Regions from separate parts of the Homo sapiens genome. Here region 2 is linked to region 1. A link is a loop called in an ENCODE intact Hi-C map of the cell type or tissue named here. Cell type or tissue: heart right ventricle. All regions are shown on one strand. Links, peaks and the distances in the headings refer to the core of each region. The heading gives the core; the rest is flanking DNA. Region 1 has its middle 75 kb from the start of SH3BGR. Region 2 overlaps B3GALT5 (beta-1,3-galactosyltransferase 5).

Evidence for each region. Peaks named below come from ENCODE experiments on the same cell type or tissue, not always from the same donor. Only the 100,000 strongest peaks of a DNase experiment are listed, where the experiment ranks them.
Region 2: it touches region 1 in a loop (3-fold over the local background); 1 of 110 quality-filtered maps calls a loop at or near these places.

What each region holds. Positions count from the first base shown.
Region 1 is chr21:39,524,960-39,529,346 of GRCh38, forward strand. It overlaps the pseudogene JCADP1. Among named protein-coding and RNA genes, the nearest start is that of SH3BGR, 75 kb to the left of the region's middle. RefSeq lists an enhancer at 2,719-3,714. In heart right ventricle, for the core only: no CTCF peak of the experiment used is centred there; no DNase peak of the experiment used is centred there; H3K27ac peaks cover 455 bases.
Region 2 is chr21:39,658,882-39,663,268 of GRCh38, forward strand. It overlaps B3GALT5 (beta-1,3-galactosyltransferase 5), which reads left to right. Exons shown (of 4, transcript NM_001356336.2): 3 at 872-1,031; 4 at 1,679-4,387. The coding sequence starts at 1,679. The coding sequence ends at 2,611. Among named protein-coding and RNA genes, the nearest start is that of B3GALT5, 48 kb to the left of the region's middle. In heart right ventricle, for the core only: no CTCF peak of the experiment used is centred there; DNase peaks (open chromatin) are centred at 1,450 and 1,900; H3K4me3 peaks cover 925 bases; H3K27ac peaks cover 1,893 bases.

The DNA.
Region 1 (4,387 bases), core at 268-4,267:
GATCGAGACCATCCTGGCTAACACAGTGAAACCCCATCTCTACTAAAAATATAAAAAATTAGCTGGGCATGGTGGCAGGCACCTGTAGTCCCAGCTACTCAGGAGGCTGAGGCAGGAAAATGGCATGAACCTGAGAGGTGGAGCTTGCAGTGAGCCAAGATCACTGCACTGCACTCTAGCCTGGGAGACAGAGCAACACTCTGTCTCAAAAAAATAGAACAAAACTCTGATGAATTCTTCAGTATGCCAATTGCATTAGAAGTCTACCTAGTATTCTATTGTACTGCAGCCAAGCTGGCACTCAAATCATTAGACACAGTCTCTCCCGTTTCAACAGGCAGAGGAGCCTCAGTCACATGGCCACTATTGCCACAGGCCCACGAGGAGTACTGCCAGGCTCCTGCCAACGTTCACTTAAGGCCCAAGGGCTCTTCAGTCAGTTTGTGGCTCTTCAGTCAGATTCTGGTTAGGCCCCAGGAACTAGAGTCTTTTTAAAAGCTCCCCCAGCCTGCTGCCTTGAAGGATGCTGAAGTCCCTGCACTTGCTAACACCAACAGCCCAGGGGAGCTGGGTCCTGCCTCCACCAGCATTCCAGTGGTGGAGCTTCAATGAGGCTGGGCACCATGTACAGTGCCGAAGACCTCCTGATCACTCATGGGTACAAACTGTTGAGAGACCTCCCAGCACCACGCAGGGATAACCCTGAGGGATGCCAGCCAGCAAAGACAAGGATGCGAGTGGTCTGTGGCCTGCTGAATAGGCATGAGGATGGCCCTGCGGCCTTTGCACATCATAAGACACCTGCTGGGAAAGGGCGTGGGAGTGACTCTGAAAGCTGCCGCGCCACACTGAGAGGCCACGGGGATCCCCAGAGCACTTCTGCTTCTAGAACCTCTGAGGCAGGGCTTCATAATCAACCAACCCCAGACTGTTAATGACCAAGCCAACTGGAGAAGAGGAGCGCGGGAAGTCAGCAGCCTGCTGGGTCCGAGGGACCCAGAAGACCTGCAGGAATGACCCAAGCCCACAGTCCGCCCGTCCACATGAGGCAGCGTCCATAGGAAGTCAGAGGAAGGGCAGAGGATGTGACGAATAAGACAACTTGGGGCCGGGTGCAGTGGCTCACTTCTGTAATCCCAGCACTTTGGGAGGCTGAGAGGGGTGGATCACTTGAGGTCAGGAGTTCGAGACCAGCCTGGCCAACATGATGAAACCCCGTCTCTACTAAAAGTACAAAAATTAGCCTGGTGTGGTGGTGGGAGCCTGTAATCCCAGCTACTTGGGAGACTGAGGCAGGAGGATCGCTTGAACTCAGAAGGCAGGGGTTTGAGCTGAGAACACACCACTGCACTCAGCCTGGGCAACAGAGAGAAACTCGGTCTCAAATAAATAGATAAATAAGAAGGCAGCTTGGGAAGAAGAATTGAGAATGTTGGGTCCTGCCAAGTGGCTGAACGTCTGCAACCAGCCAAGGAAATTCAGGTGGCGGGTGTCTGATGGTGATGGGAAGAAATTATTTCAAGATCTGTTACTGTTCATTCAAGGAGAACACGTGTCGAATTCTCAAAACAAAGAGAAATCCCAATTATTGCCTAGAACTCTCCCCTCTCCCACCCCCATAGCCCTCCGACCCACAGCCTGAATTGCACAGAAATTTCCATTCCATTAAATGACAGACATTTACCTAAAATGTCACAGTATTCTCCCAATTATGCAACAAATTTGAAATTCACAAGTGACCCTGAGAAGGGTGGCTCCTTGGCCTCTTTTCCTCAGCCTAAGTTTGGGAGACCCCTCAAGCCCCCATCTGACGGCTTGCACCACCAGTCCCATAGGGAGTAGAAAGTGGTGACTATCAGGACAGCCAGCAGCGGATCCATAAGTCCCCAGGCATGAGCTCTGCATGTCTGACTTTGGATTGGAGCCTCCAGTAGGTACCTCCACCATCACACAGGTCACCCCCCAGCACATCCCAAGCCCCTACTTGGAAGACACAGTGCTCACTCATATGTGGCATTCACGGTCAGCAGCAGCCTCCAACTGAGAAGGCCGGGCTGGTGGTCGGCTTCCTTGTGGCCCCCTTGGAACTGGGCCCTGCAAACACCCTCTTACCTCAGGGCTCCCTCCACACCTCCAATCTGCCACTGCCCATGACAGCTTCATTCAGTACATTCCCTTTGATGACCCAAGGATATGACATATCAAACCAGCTCAACCCCAGGGTTTCTTTGAGGACACAAGGTTTGGTGATGAATCTTATAACTCCAGTCCTGTCACTGACCAAGAGCCAGCTCATGGAAAAATGCTGATGGTGCCATTTGGAATCCACAGAGCCTGATAGCCTTGTCAGGGAATAAGAGAGGCCCGGCCTTGGCTGATCCTAGCCCCTTGTGGCCATGGGTCCAGCTTCCCAGAAATAGAGAAAATGGTGGCTTTCCTGACCAAAGAGACAGCTGTGTCATGAGAGGATGGCAGCCTGACGTGAGGGGCAGCCCTCACAGACACGCAGAAAGCCAAGTTTCTTCCCCAAGCCCACAGGGCGAGGGCACTCATGAAACTCAAACCAAACTCAAAAAGTTTGAAACTGGGATTCGGACCAAGAAAAGTTCAAAGAAGTAAATGAAAACCAAACAAAAAACAAGACTGTATTTTGTTTGATTTTCATCCCTGTGAAATCAGAATCACAGCTGCCAGATACAGGTACGGACAACAATGACTTAAATCTGAGTGGGTCTGATGAGAGCACAGCTCTGCAACCACAGAGTCTGCTGAGCATGTCCTCCAGCGACCTGGGGCTGCAGGCTGTCACAGGAAGCATGGGTGGGAGAATGGAGCTCCAGAAACAAGATCTGGGGGTGGGGATCAGAAGAAGATAAAGCAATCAATGACCTTGGATTCATTTACCTTACAAAGCACAGTGAACTCCAGCATTCTGGCTCTTGGCCAGGGCACCAGTACAGAGATCAGCAAACACAAACCAGTTTCCCCAAAGAATCCCAAAGCTCGCAGCTCCTTCCTGTTGCAAAGCTGGGAGGGTCTAGTGTGTCCCTGACTCCAAAATGTTTGGACCCTGCTGCCTCCGAAGCTCAGATGCACACGGCAGTCCCTTCTGGTGACCACAAATAGAGGTGAAGTGCCTGCAACCTGAAAGGTCACAGGTCCCTCAGCCCAGCCGGCAACAGTGCTTTTCCAAGGACTTCCTTGTCCATAAATCAGGCACTGATGACAAAAGCAGGCTGAAGTCAGCCCTGTGTGGGTGTCTGTGGGCATGCAGTCCATCCCGGCCCAAGTGGGAGGTGGTGAAGGAGGTACCCACATGTCTGTGCAACAGCAAACAATGATTTGGGCGTTTTCTCCTGACACCAGTCAGCCATTGTGCCTGGGCTTATTAAGTTAACGAGTAAGTTTTAACAAGGAGCTTCAAGAAGACAAAGAAGGAAGACAAAGAAAACAGCTGCTGCAGCAATGAGGAAACGGAGGCGGAACAGCAGCAGGAAAACTGTGCTGACCCCAGACTGGAGAATTCAGGCTTCTGTGCAAACAGCCCGGAAATGAGTTGAGCAACAGCCAAGGATGTGGGTGCTGGAGGACCCTGGGTTTAGTTGGGAAAAGGTAGACATAAGTCTGAGAGCTGAGGTGAGGAGCTGGAACCTGGCCACCTGCGTGTCTGGCCTCTGTCCCTGGGTCCCTCTCAGGTGGAGACGACAGCCATGCATCCTCCGGGCAGCAGATGAAAGCTTGAGAGCAGAAGAGAGACACCAGAAGGTTGGCAATGGAGGTAATGAGCCCAGGTCCTGCAAAGAGAGTGATGTCTTCAAGATCAAGTGACACAAAACCAGTGCCCCTCTCCTATCCGGCTGAGCCAAGGCGTCCCAGGAAAGTCAGAAACTTACCAGCACTTTCAGTTCTGTGAAACTGAGTGAAGTGGCCCCTTGGAAGGTTGATAGTGGTGGAGAGAGGGACACAGTGCTCCCGCTGTCCCTGACTAACCAGAACCGAGGGCTCTTGGCACCAGACTTTACAGGCTATGGTGTTCACCACAGGGCAAGAGTAGAGTGAGCCAGCAAGCTAGAGGGGTCTTTGAGGGAAGTGGATGCAATAGAAACCCTCCAGGCAAGTCCCTGCAAGTGAGGGCTGTGAGGATCCTGGGCATTGAATGGCGGTGGCATTTCTCCTGCCAGTGCCCTGAGGGTGGAGGCAGAACCAGCCTCCCTGAGGTGAGCGTCTGCAGCCCAGAGGCCCCCAGGCAAGAGTCGCTGTCCAGCTCAGCACTGGCTGATGGCCTTATGGTGTCCACTGGTGCCTTTTATGGCAGGAGAAAGTGTGGCTGGACTGAAAGCCCTCTCTTGGTAGGGGAAGGGAACAGTGCCACGTGGGCTCCCCAGGC
Region 2 (4,387 bases), core at 173-4,172, 130 kb after region 1:
TTGGCGAATATATGTAGAACAGAATTTTGACAATGAAATTTTCAGGTGCTCTTTTGGCCATCAAAATAACCAGCTCTTGGCTGGGCACAGTGGCTTGCCCTTGTAATTCCAGTGTTTTGGGAGGCCAAGGCAGGGGACTGCGTGAGCCCAGGAGTTTGAGACTAGCCTGGGCAACATAGTGAAACCCCATCTCTACAAAAAATACAAAGTTAGAAGAGTATGGTGGCATGCGCCTGTGGTCACAGCTACTTGGGAAGCTGTGACCCAAGTCACAGGAGGATCGCTTGAGCCCAGGAGTTCAGGGCTGTAGTGAGCTATGATTGTGCTACTGTGCTCCAGCCTGGGAGACAGAGTGACATCAGGTCTCTGAAATATTAAAATTAAAAAGCCCAAACCAACTCTGCTTTTCACTCTTTCAGTTTCATTTCTTGCTGTCCTCTCTGTCCTCTCACCCAGGGTAACATTTTTAAAGTGCCGCTATTGTGTTAAGAATTGGATTTATTCTCTGTGTTAAATTCTCTCAGCATTAACTACAGACTCTGTTATGTAAATAAGGTAAATTATCAGGATGAGAAGTGAGACTCTAATTTATGAGTTTATCATGTCTCTTTAAAAAGCTGCTAGGTGCTATCCTAACTTATTAGGCTTGAAGGATTCTGGGGGATTGGCATATTGTTACTGTTGTGGACTTTGTTTGCCTTGATCATACCCATTTTACAGATGAGAAAAGTGAGGCTGGGATTGGGGCTCAAATGCGTGCTCAGAGTCACATAAGTAGGTTGGAAGGTGACGCTACAGACACGGTAAATTGTGAAGGCCTGCTGGTAAGGCACGAGTGATTTGAATGACACTCTTTTTTTTTTTTTCCTAGTGATTCCTGTCAGAATCACCATTTTTGGTAAACAAACCAAGCCCAGAACCTGATAATTATGGAGCATTCTACACTGACAGTTCTTTGAGACAAATTTCCTCTTGGCATTTACACTGTGGCTTTAGCTTTCAAACCAGAGGTTCCTCTTACCCAGCAAAAAGTGAGTTATACGCTTTCTTAATGTTATAACGTTACCATGGATGATCCTGAACTTGCCGAGGATAGCAGAGACGGGTGGGCAGAACAGGAAAGAATCAGATCAGAGACTGTAAAAAGTAACTTAAAAAAAAATAATTCTGGCAGAGACAGAATTTGAAGGTACTTGTGCACATCAGAACACTGGACTTGCTTTTTTCTGGGAGCAGGAATGCTGCTTAATTAGATCAGAGAAGAATGCAAGTGGTCCATACATTTAGATCTACAATGCGTGGTTTCCAGACCTGCAGCTTGTTTTGCTGCGCTTCATCATGGAGTCATAGAAGGGCAGAGCTGGAGGACCGAGTGAGGGACCTGGTGCCATATCCCTACAGACAGGCAATTGGAGACTCCCGTAGGTTAAGGGCTGCAGAGCCTGGACCAATGCCCAGAATCTCTGAGCTTTTTATCTTACACCATGAAGTGACAGATGCTGGCAGATGTTAGACCTTTGTGCTTAACTGTTTAACCACACAGCACCCGACTTCTGTATGCAGCGAGGTTCTAGAGTTTCCAAAACACGGGTCTCCTCTCCCACCTCAGCCTCCTAGCATAAAACTAGACACATCCTCATGCTTTTGAGGTCTAATCATTGGATTTTGTTCCTTTCAGATGGCTTTCCCGAAGATGAGATTGATGTATATTTGCCTTCTGGTTCTGGGGGCTCTTTGTTTGTATTTTAGCATGTACAGTCTAAATCCTTTCAAAGAACAGTCCTTTGTTTACAAGAAAGACGGGAACTTCCTTAAGCTCCCAGATACAGACTGCAGGCAGACACCTCCCTTCCTCGTCCTGCTGGTGACCTCATCCCACAAACAGTTGGCTGAGCGCATGGCCATCCGGCAGACGTGGGGGAAAGAGAGGATGGTGAAGGGAAAGCAGCTGAAGACATTCTTCCTCCTGGGGACCACCAGCAGTGCAGCGGAAACGAAAGAGGTGGACCAGGAGAGCCAGCGACACGGGGACATTATCCAGAAGGATTTCCTAGACGTCTATTACAATCTGACCCTGAAGACCATGATGGGCATAGAATGGGTCCATCGCTTTTGTCCTCAGGCGGCGTTTGTGATGAAAACAGACTCAGACATGTTCATCAATGTTGACTATCTGACTGAACTGCTTCTGAAGAAAAACAGAACAACCAGGTTTTTCACTGGCTTCTTGAAACTCAATGAGTTTCCCATCAGGCAGCCATTCAGCAAGTGGTTTGTCAGTAAATCTGAATATCCGTGGGACAGGTACCCACCATTCTGCTCCGGCACCGGCTACGTGTTTTCTGGCGACGTGGCGAGTCAGGTGTACAATGTCTCCAAGAGCGTCCCATACATTAAACTGGAAGACGTGTTTGTGGGGCTCTGCCTCGAAAGGCTGAACATCAGATTGGAGGAGCTCCACTCCCAGCCGACCTTTTTTCCAGGGGGCTTACGCTTCTCCGTATGCCTCTTCAGGAGGATCGTGGCCTGCCACTTCATCAAGCCTCGGACTCTCTTGGACTACTGGCAGGCTCTAGAGAATTCCCGGGGGGAAGATTGTCCGCCTGTCTGAGGGGAGCCCAGAGGCACATCCGGACAAGTTTCAGATAACCCGTGGGGATAGTTTTTGCTAGATTTTGGAAGAGGGGGCGGGACAGAGGATGCTGTTCTTCAGTGCTGAAATCCACGCCAGAATGTCGGTGTTCATGAAGTCACTGATTAGTTCCCACTTGGTGCCCCAGGCAATAATAGGCCCGTCTCTTGGGCACGCACACTCTTCATACTAAGTGTTTGACATACACCTGGATTTTTGCATTTCAGGGGTCAGTATCCTATGACATGATGGGTGTTACCATCCTAATTTTACAGGCAAGGACACAGCAGCTGCGAGAGGTACAGAAACTTGTCCCAAGGCTCACAGCCAGTAGGCATAGGAGCGGGAATGAAAATCGAGCACTGTCAGAATCTGGTGGGCAGCCCCTGACTTGAACCACTCCCACGTGCTGCCTCCCTTAGGAGGGGACACTGATGATGAGGTCTCGGAGCCGGCATCCTTCCATCCCTGTCGAGTCCCCTCCACCTCAGCTCCCAGTCCTTGTGCTTTTTGGAGCTAAGCCTGGGATGACCAAATTCACCCCAGCTCCTTCATTCACAGGGCTGGATGTAGCTGGGATTGAGTCCATGTTATCGGCTCGGTACTCAACACAACCCAAGTTTCATCCGAGGAAATGTCCCCGCAGTGGATGCAGCTCACATGCTGAGGAACACCCAGCTCTGGACAGAGTTCTTATAAATGTATAAATTAGGCTCAGAAACCACTGCATTCTGACCTGCTGTACAGACTGCCCACACTGCTGACCTGCCTAGCGAGCAGGACATCCCTTCTGAGCCATCTGCTGCTCTCTCATTTCATCACCCCAACTGTCCCTTGTTTTTGATCAATGGGGACCAGCCACTGCCCCAGGAGCACTTTAGGGCTCTCAGTTCAAACTGAAGGACAGTTGAACTCAGATGGGGTTCATGTGGGATTCTGGGAGCTTTCTGGGAATTCAGTTGGAGTCAAGTCAGGATGCTCTCAAGGACCCCTCGGGCTCAGAGCCCTAAAGTGGGCCCTGGTGAAGCAGGGTGGTCCTGCGTCCACTTCCCAAGCCTGAGCCAAGCTCATCTTCATTGAATGTCTCATTTGGCCGAGGAACAACTGAACTTTGTGGTTTGCTGTTTAGCCTTCAGTTTGCTCCGCTGCCTCCTACCCAGAGGTTTGTGCGAGCCTGTGTTGCAGGGTTGTATAAAACCAAGGTACTTCGTTAGTTTTGCCCATTCAGCCATGGTCACGTGACATGCAAAGTAATCTTGCTCCTAATTATAGAAATGATTTTTCTTTTAATTTTTTACTTTACCAGACTTTACTTTGTACTCAGAGAAGAGGCCTCACATGGCTGTGTCACATATAAATGTTGGACTAAACTCTTACTTGAACTCAGGAAAAGTTACTTGCTGCAAAATGGTTTTGACCATGTTCAATTGCAAAAGTACGTCTGATATCCTATTTTGCATACCATTTCTTGTGTTTGGATTAAGCTGCTTCTTTGTAGATGTGTTTCCTCATCCTGGCTGCTCTGAACGCACTGGGTCATGTTCAGAAAAGCCTCCTTCTCAGGTGGAAAAAATCAGGGACTGAGCTTGTCTTTTGAAGCCCAAATTTAAGAGCCACGCCTCTCGGTTCCATAGGATGGGCCGCCTCTCATTCTGAAGATGACTGTGCTTTGAGGGAGAAGTCGTCTGTTTGGCAGTAGGCCTGCGTCTGTGTTTCGTGGTCTACCTTGTCAGGTGTGTGTCTGTGTGGCCACTG